Linked DNA regions of Homo sapiens: all the other regions are linked to region 1. Evidence: chromatin contacts called from ENCODE Hi-C or POLR2A ChIA-PET data. All regions are on one chromosome and are shown on one strand. The core of a region is the stretch at or near the end of the contact, and the rest is flanking DNA. Distances in the headings are between cores, read along the strand shown. Region 1 holds the start of EXOSC9 (exosome component 9). Region 2 holds the start of ARLN (allregulin). Region 3 holds the start of ANKRD50 (ankyrin repeat domain containing 50). Region 4 holds the start of PDE5A (phosphodiesterase 5A).

Evidence for each region. Hi-C counts contacts between places; a loop is a spot of excess contacts on that map. ChIA-PET counts read pairs that join two places held with the same protein, here RNA polymerase II (POLR2A). Pooled maps may share reads with other maps.
Region 2: a loop to region 1 is called in a map of CD4-positive, alpha-beta T cell, with 30 times the contacts of the local background. The contact joins the promoter of ARLN here to the promoter of EXOSC9 in region 1. A Hi-C loop is called at or near these places in 4 of 168 maps with a recorded cell type or tissue (CD4-positive, alpha-beta T cell, CD8-positive, alpha-beta T cell and naive thymus-derived CD4-positive, alpha-beta T cell) and 8 of 50 pooled maps. POLR2A ChIA-PET finds 5 or more read pairs at or near these places in 1 of 52 experiments (CD4-positive, alpha-beta T cell).
Region 3: a loop to region 1 is called in a pooled map, with 17 times the contacts of the local background. The contact joins the promoter of ANKRD50 here to the promoter of EXOSC9 in region 1. A Hi-C loop is called at or near these places in 7 of 50 pooled maps.
Region 4: a map of naive thymus-derived CD4-positive, alpha-beta T cell shows a loop between it and region 1 (8-fold over the local background). The contact joins the promoter of PDE5A here to the promoter of EXOSC9 in region 1. A Hi-C loop is called at or near these places in 1 of 168 maps with a recorded cell type or tissue (naive thymus-derived CD4-positive, alpha-beta T cell) and 4 of 50 pooled maps. POLR2A ChIA-PET finds 5 or more read pairs at or near these places in 1 of 52 experiments (activated CD8-positive, alpha-beta memory T cell).

Annotation. Positions count from the first base shown.
Region 1 is chr4:121,797,798-121,803,024 of GRCh38, forward strand. EXOSC9 (exosome component 9) reads left to right here and starts at 3,526. Exons shown (of 12, transcript NM_005033.3): 1 at 3,526-3,693; 2 at 4,030-4,124; 3 at 4,877-4,996; 4 at 5,118-5,220. The coding sequence starts at 3,628. RefSeq lists enhancers at 2,715-3,518, 3,327-3,596.
Region 2 is chr4:119,297,827-119,303,357 of GRCh38, forward strand. ARLN (allregulin) reads right to left here and starts at 2,819. Exons shown (of 2, transcript NM_001001701.4): 1 at 2,510-2,819; 2 at 1-953. The coding sequence starts at 2,709. The coding sequence ends at 953. RefSeq lists enhancers at 2,413-2,462, 2,563-2,792.
Region 3 is chr4:124,708,682-124,713,981 of GRCh38, forward strand. It overlaps ANKRD50 (ankyrin repeat domain containing 50), which reads right to left and starts at 4,051. Exons shown (of 5, transcript NM_020337.3): 1 at 3,777-4,051; 2 at 1,319-2,593. The coding sequence starts at 1,830. RefSeq lists enhancers at 3,459-4,024, 4,025-4,590 and silencers at 3,538-3,777, 3,928-4,307.
Region 4 is chr4:119,624,605-119,630,289 of GRCh38, forward strand. It overlaps PDE5A (phosphodiesterase 5A), which reads right to left and starts at 4,200. Exons shown (of 21, transcript NM_001083.4): 1 at 3,916-4,200. The coding sequence starts at 4,067. LOC107986192 (a long non-coding RNA gene) reads left to right here and starts at 3,186. Exons shown (of 1, transcript NR_165235.1): 1 at 3,186-5,685. RefSeq lists silencers at 2,634-2,913, 4,134-4,533 and an enhancer at 3,044-3,093.

The DNA.
Region 1 (5,227 bases), core at 2,276-4,775:
ATTTGTTCACTCATCCACCCATTTTTTTCTTTTTTTTGAGATGGAGTCTCACTCTGTCATCCAGGCTGGAGTGCAGTGGCACAATCTCAGCTCACTGCAACCTCTGCCTCCCAGGTTCAAGTGATTCTCCAGCCTCAGCCTCCCGAGTAGCTGGGATTACAGGTGTGGGCCACCATGCCTGGCTAATTTTTGTATTTTTAGTAGAGACAGGGTTTCACCATGTTGGTCAGGCTGGTCTCGAACTCCTGAACTCAAGTGATCTGCCCACCTTGACCTCCCAAAGTACTGAGATTACAGGCATGAGCCACTGTGCCCAGCCTTTTTTTATTTTTGAGATGGATTCTTGCTCTATTGTTCAGGCTGGAGTGCAGTGGTACAATCTCAGTTCACTGCAACCTCCATCTTTTGGGTTCAAGCGATTCTCCAGCCTCAGCCTCCTGAGTAGCTGCGATTACAGGTGTGTGCCACCATGCCCAGCTAATTTTTGTATTTTTAGTGGAGACGGGGGTTTCACCATGTTGGCCAGGCTGGTCTCAAACTCCTGACCTCAAGTGATCTGGCTGCTTTGGCCTCCTAAAGTGCTGGGATTACAGGCGTGAGCCACCGCACCTGGCCTCCACCCATTAATTCTTTCACCAGATGTGCTAAGTAGGCCATTCATCCTTTGATTCACAAGGTACACTACCAGTCTCAGTGGGTGCTACAAAGGTGAAGAAGACATAGACTTTATACTCTAGTAGAAATGTACTAGAATTCCTTCGGACACACTTTTACAAAGACCAACTCAAATGTATTGGCTCACTAGAATCGCATGGGGTCAGGAAAGGGCATTTCTCCAAGAAATAGAAGGCTGCTGGTCAGACAAAGCAACTGATGTTCAATAAAGAGAATGCACACTCAAATAGTTTGTTGAGAACTAGGTTATTTTTAGACAGATCATCCAGATTAATATGCTGATTCCAACTGATTCTTCTTTTAAGAACAGAAGGTGAGGCCAGGTGCGGTGGCTCACTCCTGTAATCCCAGCACTTTGGGAGGCCAAGGTGGGCGAATCACCTGAAATCAGGAGTTTGAAACCAGCCGGACCAACATGGTGAAACCCCATCTCTACTAAAAATACAAAAATTAGCCAGGCGTTGTGGTGCATGCCTGTAGTCCCAGCTACTTGGGAGGCTGAGGCAGGAGAATTACTTTAACCTGGGAGGTGGAGGTTGCAGTGAGCCAAGATCATGCCACTGCACTCCAGCCTGGGTGACAGAGTGAGACTCTCTCAAAAAAGAAAAAAAAAATAATAGAATGTATCACATTACCTGACACATTATCTGAACCTCTTCTTAACCTTCCAAACTTATTTTTCCCTGAAATCATGAAACAAATTTTCCTTTGGCATTCAAAAATTTCTTATAAACACAAGGTTGTAAAGTACATATATTTTAGGATGGTATGTAGATGTAAGTGGAGATGGGTCATACACCTTTGGATTAACTCGAAAATAAAAAGACAAAAGCAAGAGTGTTTAAATTAGAATATAAAAGTGAAAGTAGAAAAGAACAGTGGAAATTCAACAAAAGTGGAAGGAAAGCAAAGTAATCAAGCAGCAGTTTCAGAAAAGCAATCTGTCATGCTGAGTTTGGGCAGTTTCATGGGAAGCCTTTGCCAACCCAACAAGAAAGGAGGAAACTAACATTTGAATAGCTATCATGTCCAAAATGTTTCATCAGATGCTTTCATTCAGACCACTTAACACAGAATAATTGTTATTTCCAATCTGAAGATACAGAACCCCCAAATCAGAAAGAATATTTAGCTCACTCCAAGTTCATTTGAGCTGAACTTTATCTGAAGCCAAAGTCCATTCTCTTTCCATTACCAAGCTGCCTTGCAGTAAATAACAGGCTATTTCAACAAAGGTCTATTTCATCGCTGAAGGGAAAAATTACCAAATGGCCACTGAAAGAACTCAAGGATTTAAATGAAGAACTTATCAACCAGGAGTTCTGGTATGAAACTGTACTATAAAAATGAATTCATGTTGCTAAAGAACTTAAGTGGTTAGTACCCTGTAATCCCCTTGCCGATTTTGAAAATTAATCATTTCTGTCCACTTTCCTCCTTCTTCACAATTTCTCTCTCCAGACCATGTGGAGCTCATCTCATCTCAGTTTTTGCATATGTTACTCTTTCTGCTTGAAACACTTTTCCTCTCCAGATGGCATCAAGGGTGCTCCTGCTCAACACCAAAGATTTACTTTACTTTAATGTCACCGCTACAAAGTCACCTGTTCCTGCAACTACCCCTATTAAGATAGCATTCCTATTCTCAGAGAGCACTTAACACTGTATGAAATTGTTCTATTTGTTTAGGGTTTTTTGCCTTTTCCAAAAAGAATATAAATTCCTTGAAAGGATCTTGTCTACCCTGTTTCTCCAGCACTTAAATTATTCTTGGACAGAGTAGGCCCTCTTCAAGTATTTATTGAGTACATGGATTGCAAGTGGTACAAAGTGAGACTAAAATGTATCACTGGTAGAAAAAACTTGTGAGAAGCTACCAAAGAAGCCAGAGAAAGACTGCGTAGGAGTTACAGTGCCTACCACCTCTAAAGCAAAAGGAAACAAAATAATAATATGCAAACACTTAAATAGTGCTTATTCCATGCCAGGCACTGTTCTAAACATTTTATGTATATATTAACTCATTTTTATTCCTCAGAATAAATAGGTTTCTCACTTCCCCTGCTTTGTTTTTGTTTTTGTTTTTTTTTTGCCGGTGAGTAATGTGAAGCACACAGGTTAACTTGCCCAGGGTTATAGTAGTTAATGATAGCCTTAAAATTTGAACCCTGGCAGTGAACACTTTTTAAAACTACTATTTGATACTGCCTCTCCAAAAAAGCTGAGTGGTTGGCAGCATGGCCCCGCTAAGGCTTCTCTGTGACCGTAAAAAAAAGTCTATCGACTTAAAATAACTGGAGAGGGGATAAGAAATAAACGGTGCATTTACTTTCAGTCCACAGTAGTAGTAACATCGTTAGTTACTACGTGCGAACATTCTCCATTCTCATCAACTTCTCAGATCCCACAAGATTTCACCTTTGGCCACAAAAACATCCCATTTCACCAATTTATCTTTCTCCCCCAACCCTTATGCCGCCTCATTCCAGTGTTTGTTCATTTAATCTGCTCCAAATCCTGCATCTGCGGCTTTCCAGGGACCAATGTCAACTCATCTGTGAAATTGCAGAAGTACATGTCTAGTCTCCACCCCGTGAGAGGACTGAGCAAAGGGTGAAGTGTGCGAGCGGTCTACTGATAATAATTTCTATCACTCTCATGGTTATTTTAAGTATCCTTTTCTCCTCTGCACTTTATGAGAAAAGAAACGGAACTTCACGTTCAGAAACGGCCTCCCAAAGCCGCAATGGCTTCTCGCAGCTCGCTGGCCTTCCCCAATCACGCTTTGAGTCTGCGCAGTAGCTGCAGCCCAAGCCATTTCCCATTTTTCCGCCGCCGCGCCTTGATGACGTAATTTTCCTGCGCCTCGGGGCGAGCAGCGGCGCGCAAGGAAAGATCGGGTTCCGTTTTTCCCGCGGATTCTGGTGCCTGTGGGGCCGGTGACCCAACACCATGAAGGAAACGCCACTCTCAAACTGCGAACGCCGCTTCCTACTCCGTGCCATCGAAGAGAAGAAGGTATGGTTTGGTGCCCGCAGAATTGCGCGCTGCGTGGGCGCTCGGGTCTCAAGGTGTGGACTGATACCTGGCCCGCCTGGGCCCGGGGAGCTACTAGGGGAACGACCGGCACGTTCACCCCATCCCTCAGGCTTTATTTATTTTTTTTCGACAGGTTCTTTTCAAGGCTCCAGTCACCGCAGCAGTTGTCCATGCTGTAGTTTCCACTTTCCTGTATGGGCGGGCTGGTTAGGATTCCACTTTCCCCCAAGTGCTTAGCCCAGGGCCAGACAAAAAGTAGTTGCTTAAGAAATACTTGTTGAAGGAATAAATTAATGAATGAATTTGTGCTTACAGCGGCTGGATGGCAGACAAACCTATGATTATAGGAACATCAGGATCTCATTTGGAACAGATTACGGATGCTGCATTGTGGAACTTGGAAAAACAAGGTAACAGGATTTAAATGAGATACACATTCGGAAGGGAGAAGTTTGAAAAAAGACCTTATTGACTTGGTTGTTTATAAAGCAGCTAAGAAGTCTGGACAGTATTCTTTGTTTAGCTGACAAAAATAAGTATTTTTTTATGCGAGATTTTTTGCTTTTGTGGTCACACTTGAACTTTTTAATCATAAACGTATTTTCTGTCACGTATCACATAGTTCTTTTCTGACTTCTATAAATCGTATAGACAACTAGTAGTGATCATATGGAATTTGTTTCTCACACTAATATAGAGATCTTGAGCATCTTGTCATTAAGTGTACATCCTGCTTTCTTTTTCCTGAGTGACATGAAAATTAGGTTTTCAGATATTCATTTGAAAGTTGTGAGGCTATTTGGTCACATAATGGTGGTGAACTATGCCATGTGAAAACCTTTAAGAAATCTCAGGTTTTCATGCCATCTTGTATCAATAAATACTTGCTTTAGAGGTAAAGGTCACTGATTTTTAAAACAATCTGTGGAATAGTAAACATTGTAATAAGAAGAGAGGTGTTTTTTCTGTCGTGTTTTTAGTTGTACCAATTTATGTTTTATTTCTGTGTATATTATACTTTACATATAATTTTTATCTCCTATGATTTATTTGGCTGAGTATGATATTACTCACATTAAGATTGAAACTTGTTATCTGTTTCAGTTTTTTGTTTTGGAAGGAGAGTCTATTTGGTTAATACTTTGTAACTTTATCTTTGCAGAGTTCTTGGACAGGTTTCCTGTGAACTTGTGTCTCCAAAACTCAATCGGGCAACAGAAGGTATTCTTTTTTTTAACCTTGAACTCTCTCAGATGGCCGCTCCAGCTTTCGAACCTGGCAGGTATTTAAATCTTTTTCTTAAGTTGCTTTAGTCATAGGAGAACCTAACAGCAGTGAGCTTTTGTTTTAATACCTGGTGTTATATTTCATGACATTAGCCCATTCCTATTTTCTCCTTATAGGCAGTCAGATCTCTTGGTGAAGTTGAATCGACTCATGGAAAGATGTCTAAGAAATTCGAAGTGTATAGACACTGAGTCTCTCTGTGTTGTTGCTGGTGAAAAGGTGGGGA
Region 2 (5,531 bases), core at 1,569-4,068, 2.5 Mb before region 1:
ATACTAGCTGATCAACCCTAGAATATAAATTCTTGTTTTATAACATTTAGATTTAAATAACAATAAGAATGTAAGCTCCATGAAGGCAAGAATGCCTTTTTGTTTTGTTCACTGCTGTGTCTAAAATAATGCCTGGCTCAAATATTTGTTGAATGAGTAAATATGCTGACTTTGCTGAAGTATTTAAGCAAGTTACAGATATTATACAAGTAAATATTTTGGGCACAAGCACACTTAATGAAACAGTAAAAAAAAAATAGGTTTGAAACACATAATCCTTCGTTATAGGAGGCTCAAGAGTTTAAAAGGAAAAAAGGGGGAAGATACCCAGGTAAGAGGGCATGCATGCTAGCTTTCCAATACTTTGATATTACCTGCTTTTTCTAAGACTGTATCAACCTGTCGCCCACCCATAACCTATCTTTTCATAACAGAGTCCAACTAAACCTAAAAATTAAAACTGGAACCTAGCAGCTTCTACGCAATCTAAGAATACTTTGTTCCCTCTCTCAAAATCTTTCCCTGCTTTTGAATAATTGACTTTTGAATTCATAAAAACCTTCCCTTATTAATCATCCTATTACTTGCATCATAGTAAACCCTGATCAACTCTTAAAACATTAAAAGACATTACTATATTTCTTAATGAATACACAAGACCTTTAAGTACAAATGCTTTTATATTCAGCCCCTGTAAAGCCATCAGATGTTTGAAAGTTTTTAAACACGAACCAAAGGGTTTAATTTTAAGAACTTAGCTAGGAATGGGTGAAATCCTACCCAATTAATAGAGTTCTGCAAATTAGTAACAAAGTGTAAAATGAAAGGAAGGGTCCCTTGGAGATGTGAAATTCTTCTATTGAGAGTCCTGTCTTCTTTATTCAAGAAGTTTGTAGCCATTTTCAGAATTCACTCAAGAACCAACTTCTTAATTTAGATATCAGCGAACAAGTCTGTAAAAAGCAAGTATTTGTCAGCAATATGTGCTTTATCTTCCCAGTTTTTAACACTTTATGCCTATTTACATATTGATAAAAAGAAAAGCCTAGAACATTTCTTGTAAGGCCTCTATTTTCTATCCAGAGCTGAAAGTTCAGGTCATAAAAACACACACACACACAAAACCCACTGTATTTGAGATTATCAGTCTCTACCAAAACAGGGAGGGAGAGTAAAACTCTCCCTTTACAAATGGCTTGACAGAGAATTTTATAGAAATCCCTATCCCTTTTGCCATCCTCCCATTAATCCCTCTCGCTCCCCTGCCACCCCTTTTTTTGAGACAGGGTTTGCTTTGTCTCCCAGACTGGAGTATAGTGGCACGTTCACAGCTCACTGAAGCCTCGACCTCCCCAGCTCAAGCAATCCTCCTATTTCAGCTTCCCAAGTAGCTGGGACTACAGGCGTGAGCCACTGTGCCTGGCCCTCTCTGTCTTCTCTAACTTACTACACCATCCAAGAAATGAGACAGTGAGGCTTAAGACACCCAAATCTTGGTGAAAATATAGGATGGGGGTTGGGGGTGTAGAAGAAGTGACTGCCTATCAAGAAGTGAGAATTTCAGAAGTAACTCATAGGCATGGTGACTAAGGAGTTAACAGTGAGTGAACAATCAACTCCAAAGTCCAGGAGAGCTGTCTAGATGGGCTACACTGCTCTTCTCCCATAGGAGCCCTGTTTCATCTCACTGCTTCTCCTTAGCTTGTCTCTTAACACCATCTCCATTTGGTGTCTGCTTCCTCCTGCCCTATTCTCTTAAGTTCCCTTCCTTTACCCTCTGCCAGAATTGTCTTTTCAGAGCGAGTGGCGATGAAAATGGAGAGCATGGGTTTTACAAGTAAACTCTACAGAATTTTGTAACTTGGTGTTTTAGGATATGTGGATGTGTGTAAGAAAAGGGCAAAGTGTCTCAGGTTTCTGGGAGGTAACGGTGGATAAAGTTGGCGTTTACTGAAATGGTAACGCTGCAAGGCAAGTAAATTTGGGTAAGAAGCTGTTAAGAGTTCAGTTTTGGACATGTTTAGTTTGAGACAGCTGCGTGGTCTGCTCATGGTTAAACAGCTGTATAGTAAAAATAGCTTTCGTTGAGCACTTACTACTGCCAGGCAACATGCAAATCACTACGATCTCAATCTTCACTACACCCCTATGACCTGGGTTACTAATGGTCCCAAATGGCAGATGAAAAAATAAAGCTCCAAAAGGCGAAATAACTTCTCCGGTCGCTTCATGGTGCTGCAGGAACTCAAGCCTAGCTGGTTTCATTCCAAATCATGAGAAAATATGACGCCAAGTTTTCTCCACACTTCTTTGGAGACTCCCACGGACGTGCTAAAGAAGGACATTTTACTCCTAGTCCTTCTCCCCCACCCACCCGACTGCGCCACTCACCAGCTGTGTGATCTTGGACATATATAAACTCTCTGGAATTCAGTCCCCTCCCCGCCCAAAAGCGAGCAAATGATCTCTAAGCTCCTTACCACCCCAATTTTGCATTCGAGATACTCACCATGGCAAAAAATACACAAAGAGAAACACCACCACATCGAAAAGGATGAAAAGCCAGAGGTCCAACCAGTAGGAGTGTTTGGGAAGCCCATTTGCCCCAGACTGAGGCCTCACATCGAAGTTCTGCCTCCCTCCCTCGCTAAAGCCTCGCCGCTCCCGGAGACCATCTCGACCATCAACACCCGGTGCGTCCACCTCCATCTCGCTCCTGCAGCTTCGTAACAACCCTAGAAACCGAAAATGCTTAAGTTCCCGGACTTTGGTGTTCGCCGCACCGGAAACTGAGCGGAGTCCGGCCGCCTGCGCAGTGCGCCGCGCCCCGGGTTCCGGAATGCACTCTGAACCTACTCTTCCCAGCGCGCAGGCGCCTGGCTCGGCTTTCCGCTGCCTCCGTGACCGCTGGCATGAAGCGCGGCCTCCGCCTTGACACTAAGTCAATGGGCCCGCCTACTTCTGCCTCGCGGCGTCCCAGGCAGATAGCTGGTTATTCAGGTTTCGTTGGAAGAAATACGTTCTCGTCCCCCTGAAAGGCCCAGTCCAGTCAGGTGATGGACTCCTCCCTGAAACTGCACGAGGTCACCTCTCCTATCCCCGTATTCCGTTTGGATCCTTATGCCAACGTGTTAGGAAGGCCCCCTCTGGTGGGTTTTGTACTGTCTCTAGCATTTGACACTTAATATTTAAACACCACCAATGAGGTGGACGTCCTACTCACGGGACTGAGTTTCCAAACGGGCCAGAGAGCAGCACGTGAGCATTTTGCAGGTACTTCAAGGGAGTGGGTTTAAGAATAACCTGGCCGCGCCCCCCTGTAATCCCAGCACTTTGAGAGGCCGAGGCGGGCGGATCACCTGAGGTAAGGAGTTCGAGACCAGCCTGGCCAACATGCTGAAATCCCGTCTCTACTAAAAAAAAAAAAAAAAAAAAAAAAATCCAAAAATTAGCCGGGCGTGGTGGCAGGCGCCTGTAATCCCAGTTACTCGGGAGGCTGAGGCAGGAGAATCGCTTGAACCCGGGAGGCGGAGGTTGCAGTGAGCTGAGATCGTGCCACTATTGCACTCCAGCCTGGGCAACAGAGCGAGACTCCATCTGGGGGGAAATGGGGGTGGGAAGAATAACCCAAAGGTTATTTGACTTTGAGTGTGAGCCTCAGCAAGAACAGAATGCTAGCAGGAAGAAAATGACCTATACTGCCTGGATTTTACCTCGTGGGTCCAATTTCAAATATTCTCTTTCTTGTCACATTATGATTCCTGAATTGTTCAGAAAATAACGGGCACCCAGACATATAAGTGGTTCTCTTGGTGCATAGTAAATGGAGATAAGACTGTAGTTGTGTTTTTACAAAGTCATTAAATCGTCGTAAAACCTCTTTGAAGGGGCAGTACTCCATCTTATAGAATTAGGAAATGAGACACAAAAGGAGTGAATTGTCTAAGGTTACTAAAAAAATTATAAAGCCTAAAATTAACTCCAAATCCAGCACTCTTAAAGCTGTTCCATAGCTTCCTAACCTTGCTCCAATTTGCCTCCAAATCAATTGCCAGGTTTTAGAGACAAAGATAGTATACGACCTTTCAAGAAAAATGCTTTGTAGATTCTGGGATGAGAGGGCCATTACCTGAGAATTAATTAGATTGTGTGCTGTAATACAGATTGTCTGATGGTAGTAGACAAAAAGACCCTGGGCTTAAGTGGCATTGAATCTTTACAAAAATTAGGAAAGGCAAATAAACAATTGCCTCTACCAGAGATGGAAGCATTCTTCTCGCTGACAAGGTAGGATCAATTACTCCTAGTTATTGAAGTAGGATTGATAAAAAATTATTGAGATTATTAGTGTTGAAGAAGCATGACATAAACTGAACAGGTCTTGAAATGGTTTTAAACTTGTCTTTGGCCCAGAGTCACATGCTCATCATGAGGGGATGTTGACAGTATGATCTGTTCTAGAGTCAGGAACGTCTGCCAGACTTGGAAGAGCAACTAGTGCAAATAAGGAGGGGTTATTTAAACTAAATTCAGTTGAAAGATTCTATTTCCGACTTTACCCTTGTAAAAGTCCCACTGATTGTTGATTATTCCACATTACAGAAATGAGTTTAGAGTGTGTTATGGCTGATTTTGAACTACTGGCCTCAAGTGATCCTTCTGCCTCGACTTCCCAAAGTACTGGGATTACAGGCATGAGCCACCTTGCTCAGTTGGCATTTGCCATTATCAAAGCAATTTAAATTTTAAAAAGTACTGTACTGAAATCCAGGTTCACTGTCAGTCATGCAATACCTCGGCACTTGTCCAACCACCTTGAACTTTCTACTTCACATGTTCAACTGAAAAATATGCACCAGGGACTACAGATTGAATCATTGCACTGCAACCATGATCCAACACTTCCATAATTCTGTCAGCACAATTAATCTGATTGAGCTGGGGTGGAGAAGGTGGTGTATGAAAATGCTATAACCATCAGGCCAAAGACAGCTAAGTGTTTTTAAGAAGACGTTACAGATCTTCTGAACTTCAAGTGCAATAAGTTTTCAGGAGGGAGATGATGATGAATTTTGCTTTAACCTAAGGGATAATGCAAATTTTTCGTATGCAGCTCTCAAGCCAGTATATCCATGTGATAAAGCATCCTCATGATCATCCTAGGAATTAAATTAATTTTATAGAATAACCTCTCCAACAGTGGAGAATTTGGTTACTGTAATTTTCATCTGGAAATATATGTGTTTATCTTAAATTATTCTTTCTCATCTTAACTTTGTCTTTTCCTCCTTTTCAAGTTGAGTACCTGTCCTAGCAACAACCCTGTTGATTGGTACCACAGGTTATTTCTCCATCTTCTGGGTCATTTTATTTATTCATTTTGTTGTTATTGTTCTCTTCAATTCTTTTTTTTTTTTTTTTTTTGGAGACGGAGTCTTGCTCTGTCGCCCAGGCTGGAGTGCAATGGTGCGATCTTGGCTCACTGCAACCTCCACCTCATGGGGTCAAGCGATTCTCCCTGCCTCAGCCTC
Region 3 (5,300 bases), core at 2,801-5,300, 2.9 Mb after region 1:
ACTAACACATACACACACACACACACACACACACACACATACACACACACACATTTAAAATCTCAGCCCTGCCATTTACTAGTCTGTAACCTTGAACAATTTATTTAGCCTCTCTGTACCTTAGTTTCCTCATCTATAAAATGGGAGTAGTAACTACCTCACAGGATTATTATGAGGATTAAATGATCTAATATTTGTAAAGCACTTAGAATAATGACTGACACTTACTGTTTACTGTAATTACTATTAAATATTTTCAATATTACTTTCAAAATGTATAGATTTCACCCCATTAGATTTGAGGATATCATAAAAACAAACATCACTCTTTTTAGAGTGATTCAAATCTCTCCTAGAAACACACTCAAGCAGAAGAGAGCCACACACACACACACACACAAACCTCCAGTGCACAGTATACCAGAATCTTTGGAGAACAAACTTTTGCCCGCTAAGAATGTTATTGTAGAGAAAAAGCTTATGGCAAAATGGGTAATTCAAGCAGAAGTGAAGCACAAACTAACAATTTGCCTGCTACTTTTACAATGAGCAGAGGCATGATATGCAAAAAAAAATGTTTTCAAGGAATTATATTTTCTTGAACAGATTTGAATCTGAAACCACTCTGGAAAGCAACTTGCTCACTTCCTGGACCAATCCATTTACCATGGAAAAAAAGCTTTGCTGAAGTTAGGAAAAAACACTTTCTTTGTACCACTCACTAAAAGTAAAAGTAGTAAGATGATCCCAAATGTTCGCTATTTTATAAATTCACATACTTCTAAATACCAGTTTTTCAATTAGTTAGTTAATAGGAGAATAAATCCCAAAACTCATCAGCAAATTTTCTTCAGATTCTCAGTGGCCAATAATCTCCTTTAAAGAAAACCTTTCTTACTTAAAAAAATACTACTACTATAAGGAAAAAAATAAAAAGATACTAGATGCTATACTGATAATTACTCTAAGTTCAGTTCACCCTCTGAAAATGTAACCTATTTCCAGACAGCTAAATGTGCTTCTCTACCATAAGAACAAATTTCCCTTACCATTTATAGGCAATGTAAGTAACATTATGTTATTAAGTAAAATTAAGATACACTTTTAATCCATTTTAATCCATATGCTGTGCAATACCAAAACCTAAATTTTACTTCCTTTGATATTCAAAGTAAACAGGTATACTCATAACTTCAGATTAAGGCCAAATGTACAGCACCAGTAAAAGTAACCCACAAAGTTAAAACAAAAAACTACAACTAAAAATTAATTTAATTTCAGCATAGAAATCTGAACACCATGACATTTTTATTGTTACCTTTTAAATGCTTCGGCTGGGTTTCTCTCGCACTCCCCAGGCTGTAAGAGGCTTTGGACTGCTGGATCCCTTAGCTTGTCCTCATATCCTTGGAGTAGTCCACTGCGGCAGATCTGGGCTACTAGACCTCTAATAAACCCTCCAACACACAAAGTATCAGAGTCCTGGGCTTTGCAGAAATGAAAGGCCAAAGCTTGGCGATGTAAACCTCTCTGCAAACTTGCAGGTGAACTTGGCCATAAGAGTTCAGTACATAGGGCCGTCTTGCCACTGCCAGGCCCTCCTACCAACAACACACCCCAGGCAGCTCCCTTTCCAGAGACACCACTAGCATTATTCCCAGAATTCATTACAAGTGATGGTGCATTGACAGCACTATTGCAGCAGTTACTTTTCTCCTGGAGGCAATGCTGAAGCTTGTGGAAAACCCACTCCCTACAGTAAAACTGCTTCCCTTGCAGTAAACTGGTTTGAGCCATTTTGCAGACTTTCTCTTCCCAAGGATTAGTCATAACGGGTTTTTTATCTTCATTTGCTAGAGTCTGGATACATCAACACAGGTCTTTCCATCCATTATGACATAACTTGTATATTAAGTTGACTCTGAAGACAGAGTAACTAGTTACAGTAAAATTCAACAGCCACAGAGTTCCTCTGTCAACAGAACGTGCATGACTTTATTTGGTTCCTTATTCTTGATCAGCAGTCTATGTATTAGTTGTTGAACTGAGGGAGAAACGCCTGATTCCACAGCTCAGCAACACTTTTCCTAAATTTTAATGAGTCACATAACTCCATGGTTATAACTGGAGTTTATGTGATTGTGGATGTTTCAAGAACAGAGATGAGACAATACATGTGGAAAACTAAAGAAAAAACCCAATCTTTCAATTTGTACAAAATGCTTCTCCAGATTCCAAGTGTTAATTCTGCATCTGACAATTAGATTCTGAAAAGAGGTCCACTGCATTAAATGGCATCAGAGAGATTACATTTATACGGTATGAGGTACAGTATGTAAGTAGCTCTGTATTTCTCGTTGAAGGATGATCACTCAAGAGTACTAGATCGTGCCAGTTTCAGGCATCTGGGCAACTGCCAGGAACTGTTTCAGATTATAGTCTCTTATGTGGCAGAAATGACAACCACTGTTAACACCTTCTTAATTCAAAGCATTCATAATATGCATTTTTCAAGACAGCAGATTCTTAATGAACCTGTTCACAGGTTTCTTGGTTTTAAGACGTCCGGGTAATCAACAATTTCCACAAGTAACTAAAATAAAACAAACAAAAATACCTCAGTGCAAAATATCATATGTTAAAAACTTATTAAGGACAATAAAGGTTGCAGTGTACCAGTTAACGTAATCTCAAAAATCCACGTACTTCACCTTTGGCACTTTCAAAAAGTTGGACAAAAACCACTGAAATAATCACATTCTCCCTTCTGCATTTTTCTTCCTCATTGTTATGCTTCCCAAACAGCCACATTTTAATCAAGTTACCCAAGATTTTTGCAACTTCACCATAGCAAAGGAGGGGGGGAGAAACTTTACGCACATACAGTAACACCCTTAACTCCAGGCAAAACGCTCATTCACAGTAGACTGGTAGAACAGCGCCAGCTAAGGAAGCTCTATTAACTTACACAGTCCAGTCAGTCAAGGACTGTCTACTCCTCCAGCCACACTTCTTTGTTGATAATGTGCAAAAATCTAGGGGAAGATTACCAGGGTTGCAGCTGGATGGGAAACGGTTTAAAAAAAAAAAACAAAAACGATGGGGGATGACTGTTCTTATAAGAATGATAAAGCAAACACAAGTAAAATGTGAATCCTTCCTTCCTCTGGGCCAAGGATGGAGGTCAGGGATAAAATCTACCAGTCTGGCCGGAGAAAAGGCTGCTAGAGAGAAATTCCTTCCAAGACAGGAAAGGGATAAAGAGTAGAGTGCTTCGGTGCTGGTGGGTGTCTGCCCACAGGTCCGGCCTCCAGTTTCAGCTGACAGACAAAAGGAACTCCGGGATTCCCAGCGCCGGGCACCACCTTGGGTTGGAACCGCCCAGAGGAGCCACAGGGGAGCCACCTCAGAGAGGCCACGAGCGAAGGTGCAGCCTCCACACCGAGGTCTGCCCTTCCAGAGGCTGGGAGCGCCTCTGCACCCCGCCCCGCACCGAGATTGGGGTGTGTCTTTTGAAGGGGGAGGGGGTGACTGAGGTCCTTGCCAATCCCAGACGAGGGGTCGCCTCCCGGTCGGCTTCCGCCTCTGCGCTCCCGCCCCATGCCCCGCTCCCGCTCCCACCCGGCCGACGGCGGTGCGAGGGAAGAGGGCAAATCTGGGGCTCGAGGCCGGAGAGGGTGGGTGGTTGGGTCAGGTCCAAGCCACGGCCTCGGCCTCCCAGCTTCCAACCCGAGGGAGGGGCCTCGCTTCCACCGCCGCCGCCGCCCCCCGGTTACCTCGGCCCCAGCCGCCGCCGTGGCCGCCGCTGCCGCTGTTAGGGACTCTCAGTCTCAGACACTTGCTTCGCTGAGAAGTCGCTGCCAGCAGCGCTCCCAAGACTCCACTCCAACTGCAGCCGCCTCCTCCGCCGGGCCCGGGGCACGCTCCCAGCTCCGGATCCTCCTCTTGGCCCCCGGCGGCTGCCAGTTCCAGCTTTCCCAGCAGAATCGGTCGTGCTCGCCCCAGCCCCCACCGGCCAACCGCCGCCGCCGCCGCCGTCAGGGCAGTAACTGTCTCAGGCAGCCCCCGGCCGGCCGGCTCCGCCCCGCCCGCCCAGCCCAGACCCCGCCCCCGCCCCCGCCCCCGCCCCGCCGCTCGGCCTTTCTTTGCCCGCCGGCTCCGCCTCCGCGTCCTTCCCCTCCCCCACCGCGCTCTCCCGCAGCATCCCGTGCCTGGGCGTGTGCGGCCGCCTGGGACCCGCTGCCGGCGCGGCGGGGAGACCTGTCTCGGGGCGGCGTGGGGGCCCCGCCTTTCTCAGGGGAGGCGGAGAACGGGGCGGGGGCTGCGTTCTCACGTCTCCGAGCTCACGCGAGTCGTTGCCCCCACCCTCCCCGTCACCACTGGGCCCTGATCCTTCCTTTGTCTTCCAGGCCGGAGGGACTCGCCGGCTGTTGGTGCCGTATCTGCTCCTGGGAGGGGCAGTTGGGTAGGGGGAGATTGCCTCTTGCCTCTCTCTGCTCAACCCTTTTGCCTCTCCCTTAACCCCGTTGCTTCCAAAGCCACTTCGGGCCCCGTTCTACCCCTCAGTCGTCCGGTCTCCTTTCAGTCCATTAAATTCCAGGGATGCTTTTACTTTGGCTGGGACGAAGAGAAGGAAGGAAAAGACTGGGAAGAATGTTGCGAAAATAGAAATAGTGGGGGTATACAGCGACATTCCTACCAGCCTCATGAAAAGGACGTGGCCTCCATCAGATGGAGGTTGACAGCAGGCTTGACTGGGTCTCAGGCCCCTGCTCCTCAGGGCCACTTGATCACCCGCAGCGTCCACTAGGGGGGAAGGTCTTGGTCATGTGGCGTCAGGAAATGCCCTAGAGGGCCTGCTCACAGGGGCCTGTTGGACTAAGCATGTCAGTTGTTTGCACTTACTGGACCTGAGTTGCTTAGATTCCAAATTTCTCCCGGGAAAATAAGTATACCGTCAACTGATGGAATAGGAAATGTAGCATTTTTTATTTTAATTGTTTATGCTAAAATCCAGAGTGCTCTATTTCCCATTCCTCATTAACTTGCATGTGGTTATTTGCCAAAATATTAAGCCAGTCTCCCATCTAGTTTTAGAAATTTCATAGTATAGCTATCACAATAAGAAAGATGGATAAACAAATAGATCGTGTTTGTGCTTACTCTTTCATATTGTTTATTCGTGCCAATTGAGGTTTACTGATCTTAGTATTTAATTTTAATTCATGTACCCTGAATTTTGGGCTTCTTTCCTAAAACACAAGCAAAAGAGGCAGAGTATAAATTCTCCAGAATTAGGG
Region 4 (5,685 bases), core at 2,950-5,449, 2.2 Mb before region 1:
TTCTCGAGCTTTTGCCTGTACAAAACAAAGCAATAAAGTCAATCATGTCATCCTTAACAATATTAAATGACCTAAAACATCACCCACAATCACAGAGCTGATTAGTAATTAATGAAAGGTAACTTTATTCTAATATGCTGTCAAGAATAACAACAGCTGTTAAGCAGCATTAGCACCAGGAAAGCTTCAGTTGTAAAAGGCATACGCATTAAAGCCCTCAATTAACACAGTAGCTGAGGCCTTCAGGACTGCAAATTGTCTACAATAGTGACCTGGGAGTTTTCCAGATGTGATTTATTGGCCTCAAATTAATTTTTATGCCAACCGACTATGTTCTGAATCATTCAATTGACACCTTCAAATGGACATAAACAGGTTGTGATAACTAAAAAGCTCCAAGTTATAGCTTTTTTTTTTTTTTTTTGAGATGGAGTCTCACTCTGTTGCCCAGGCTGGAGTATAGTGGAGCAATCTTGGCTCACTGCAACCTCTGCCTCCCGGGTTCAAGCGATTCTCCTTAGTAGCTGGGATTACAGGCGCGCGCCATACCTGGCTAATTTTTGTATTTTTAGTAGAGACGGGGTTTCACCATGTTGGTCAGTCAGGCTGGTCTTGAACTCCTGACGTCGTGATCTGCCCGCCTCGGCCTCCCAAAGTGCTGGGATTACAGGCATGAGCCACCGTGCCAGGCCCAACCTATAGCTTTTAATAAGATGCGTAGCTCTCTACTTGAAGACAGTGATAGTAAACAATGTAATATAATGGCATAAATGCTTTCAAGGTCAACCCAAATTCACAGGTGTTTGAGAATTTAGGAATGCCAGAACCTTGATGTTCAATAACTACCATTGAGTGTAGATCATTTAGTCTGAGAAAAGGATGGAAAATCATGCATGAATGTCGAATGACAACAATAATGCAGAAATTGTTTTTATCAGCAAGCCTGATTACTGGTGCAGATGGACGATCTGGGTGAATATAAATATATTTTAAATCTTAAAACATGCCGCATGCATCTACAGAACTATTTTGTTTCATGGGTTTCCTGAATCACATACAATATTCATTTTACACTTACAAAGTGTAAAAAGAGGGGAAAAGCAAAGTAATGTGAGCTCCTACTTTTAAAAAAAAAAATCCTTAGCTGTAAAGTTAAAACGTATGCAATAAGTTTTTACCACAAAATGTGAACCACACTGGGGTTAGTGGTTTGCATTTTTATAATCAACAAATGTCCATCCTCTTATTCACATTTTAAGTCTCCTGTTAATGCCACCAAATATAAAACCAAATTGGAATATTGTTTCATGAAAGACCTCTGGCTACACACAAATTCTTAGGTTATATTCTTTACTCTGACAACTCTCAGCACTTTATTATAACTCTTAAAATTGAGGACCTGCACTATTAAATATTTTACACTTTCATTTTCCAACTTACACTCAACATAACCTCTTAAGAATATGTATACACACATACATATATATATCACAGAAAGTGTTCAGCCTGTTGCCAACATCAACTGTAATTTAAAAACTCTAACCGAAAATTTTTTAAAAGTTTTTTTAGAGCCTCAGATGATCTAAATTTTACAGTGAGCATGGTAAATTTGAGAAATAGGATTTTGATCCTATGCTGCTTGGGAGAAAAAGTAATGGGAAAAGAAATGTAACTCAGCTCTTTCCATTTATTTTCCATTAAAATGTTGCTACACTTTCAAAGTGTTGGTAGGTTCTGAAAATGCAGTGTTCCTATCTATGACTAGTCAAAAACGACCAACAAGCCATCCCTAGTTTACATCTTTAAAAGAAAAATAGGGAACGAAGAAAGGACATTTATGCTGATTTATTAAACAATAACTTTTTTTCTTTAAACTGTTTATAATCTGCCTAAAGAACAGGTCCAATACATACTTTTAAAAATCGGCCTGGTTCTCTGGCCCCCTGATCATTCTATGCGCTGTAATTCAAGGAGAGCAGAAGGCTGGGAATGCGCAGAGTGAAAGGAAAGTGGGTGCAGATGGCCTCAGAGGGGCAGGTGACCCCTGAAAACTGTTAGTCGACAGCAACCGATCATTCTAGACCTCCATGGCCTTAGTGTCTCACGCTAAACTCGCAAAAAAGTGCCCTTTCAGGGCTATCCTCTGGGCGCTCAAGATTTAGGATTTTGAAGGAAGAAGGTGAAAGCGGGGGAAGACGATTTTAAAAGAAGGGCTGGGTTATTAAATTGAAAAGATTAATCCCGGAGCCTTCCCCTCTGTCAAAAAACCCTGAAAGTGACTAAATTGACACCAACTCTGGATGTTCCTTAGGAAAAAAACAAAACAAAACAAAACAAAACAAGATTAAAAAGGGCCCAATTTAAGACCCTTATTAATACATCTGCAAGAGAGCAAAGAATAACAACAACAACAAAAGTTATACAGTCAATTTTCAATGATACATCGTCCCACTGGTGCCACCGGGGCGCCACCACCCAGCACCCGAGACCCGCCGCGCCCCCGGAAAAAGTGGGAAGGGACGTAGGGGGATGCTGAAGGAAGTACCTTGTTTTGTCTCCAAAGGGCAACATAGCAAACGTGGGAAGTTCGTTTTCGAACTCCGCCGATCCTGGACTCCAGGAGGCTCCGTAGGGGCAACAACGCGCGCAGGTGAGGTGAGGTGAGGTCGGCGACTCAGAACCAGCTCCCTCACGGCCCCGGCCTCCGCGCCGCCGCCCGTCGCCTCCCGCTCGCCCCGCGCTGCGCCGCCCCCTGGCGGGGAGCGACCGGCAGAGCCGCGGCCGCGCGCCGGCGAGTGGGACCCGGGCGTCGAACCCGGGCGGGCTCCTCGACCATCACTGCCGGGCGTGTGTCACCCTCCCGGCCAAGACGGCCAGCACCCGCTGCCCGACGGCCGCTGCCCAGAGCAGGCGGCAGCGGGGCACGGACTCTTTCTGCAAAGGGGCGCGTCCTGGAGTCCACGCACCCCGACTATGCATCAATTCCTCAGGCTTCGGGGCACCCGCCCGCCAAGCACTCTCTGCTCCACTCTTCTTGTCCCTCTGCTCCCAGTCTCAATTCCTCCCCAACTCTCCCGCGAGCGTTTCCCACGAGCGCCCCGACTGCCCGCTGCGCAGCCGCCTCCAAAAGGACAGGCTCCCTCCTCCCCGCCCTCCGCAAGGGCCGCCCCGGCGCTTGGCTCTGGACCAGAAAGAGCTGGCCTCTGGGGTCTGCGCTGCCCCTTGGGGTCCGCTCCAGGCGGCGCCTCCCCTGCGCCCTTTGTGTGCACGCCGCAAACCCCTCTGCAGAGCTCTACTTTTGGCGGCACAGCCTTCGGCGGAAAAGCGAGTGAAAGGAGGCGCGCGGGACAAGCAGGAGACTGGAAGGGGGGAAAAGGCAACCGCACTCACTTTGGCAAGGTTCCGTCATGTTGCCTTTGGGCTGTCCCGTGGACTCGTCCCTCACCCCAGCTTCCCCGCCCAGCCAGGGCCAGGGCGAGGGGGGACGGGGGAGGAGCGGAGCCATCAAGACCGACTTGGAAATGGTGCTTCCGGAGCTGCAGGGAAGGGGCTCAGAAACTGTTTGGGTTTTGCTGATTGGATTTTGGGGAACCAGAGGGCTAGAGAGGGGCTAGGGGAAGGCCCGTGAGCACGGATGTATGAAAATAATCATGTTCCCGGGGAATACCAAGAGGGTCGGGGGTGAGGGTGGGAGGTCGGCAAGTACATTTTTGTATTTGAACTTTGTGAGCAAGTTGTATCAAATCCGACACTTGAGTTTTTCGACTGTGCTCGCTTAGAGTTGAGGTTTCTACCTCGTAACAGGACCGAGGACCTACTTCAAAAGCAAAGGGCCTGGGAACAGGGGTGAACGAAGGGCACAATTCAACAGGGGAGAGAAATCAGCCCCGGGTCTTCCGTGGGTCCTCTTCTTACCTGGTGGCTTTTCTAACAAAGTATGAGAAGGTAAAGTCCCAGTGATCGTCCAGCCATGCTTCGACCGAGTCCTGATCCCTCTGCTGCTGCTTCTGCTGCTGGGGCTGCTGCTGCTGTCGCTGCTGCCCGAAGCTGGGGCCGGCCCGCTCCATGGTTGGCACCGCGCGCCTCGGAGGCTCTCTGGTACTGCTTTTCCACCCCAGCTGGGGTCCGTCCCTCAGAAGAACAGGACTCGGCCTCGAGACCCTCCCCCTTCGTCCTGCTCCAGTCGGGCCGGCTTTCGACAAAGCGGCCGGAGCGCCAGGCCAGCCTCCTGCCCCGCCCCGCCCCGCGCGGTTCTACGGGCGCCCAGGTGTGGTGGGCGGGGCCAGGCGCAGCTGCTGCGCCCCCCCCACCCGGGGTCCGGCAGTGTTCCGCTCTCGCAGGCTCTTCAGTCCCCTGGTTCCCAGGAGGCGGCGGCGGCGGCGGCAGCGGCAGCGCCCGGCGAGCTCTCCGGAAGCCAAGTGGCGGCGGCTGGAAGGAGGCCGCGCGGCCGCTGGGGTGCGCTGTGTGCCAAGCCGACTTCTGGGGAGCGCGCTAGGTGACTGGGTGTGTTCTCAGAGTGCCCCAGGGAGGGAAGGTCGCGATGTGGGAAGTTTTGCCCGAAAGTAAGAGATGATGAGACCCTGGGCCCTTTTCCTGGGGCCTGGGAGTGCAATGACCTTCCCGCCTAGCTTTTCCCTAGCCCTACGCTTGGGTCTGGGAGGAGCGGGACCGACCTCCTTCAGAGCCCAGCCCGCTCAGTGACTTAAAGCGGTCCAGCCACGGACCACTGCGGGTGGAGAGAGCTGGGGCGTGTGCTAGCAAGAGAGATTTGCAGGTGTAGGTGGGTAACTTGCAACAAAGCCATACCCGTGCTTAATGTTAATGATAACAGCAATAATTATAACTTAAGTGCCTTTAACCATTGCCTCAAACTTCCCTTATGCATAACTGGAAAAAGATTTACTTGGAAAAGAAAAAGCAAACAAATAATTTCCAATGCTTTGTGCATGAAGTTAGAAAACAAGGGCACCTCTGTACAATTAGGTTAATCCGAGAGCACTGGCGCAACCCAGGTGCAGTCGAGGGCAACCAGTTATCCCAATTTTAAATTAATGCATCATTTTAATTAAATTGGAATTAACACTCCCTCAAAAGTATCCATTAAAAATGGCTCAGCCTTTTTGTCCAATCCCTATCTTGCTTCTTTAAAAAAGGAATTGGTGTCATCCTTTGCTTTGTCTGCATCCCCATCTTCCTGTCATGCATTGGCAGTTTTAATATGGCATTTTGCAATGACCTATATTTTTTGGTAGAATTAAATCTGGAATTATGGGTTGCACAATGTGTGAATGACACCATTAGCAGTGATATAAAAAAAAATGAGTTAGCTGATATACTTCTGACAACTTCCTTCTAAATACTCTTGGCAAGAATTTAAGGCATTATTCACTACATAGAAACACATCATTAAATTGATAATCTGAGAACTTTTAAAAGTATCTTCTAGTCCCCCAATGCAATGGTTTATCTTTCCTTCATTGAGTAATTGACCTTTTGCGACTTCAGTTTTTCTGAAACTTTACTGCTGTATGCAGGTAGCCACAACCAAAGAAAAGCAATCAAAGCAGTAGAGTATGAACTAATGGGTGATAAATTATATTGGATTTAGAAATGAGAATTCTCTCCTAATGTGTTACTATGATAGTGATTATAGTGCTCATGGAATACAGTCATGCGTCACCGAAC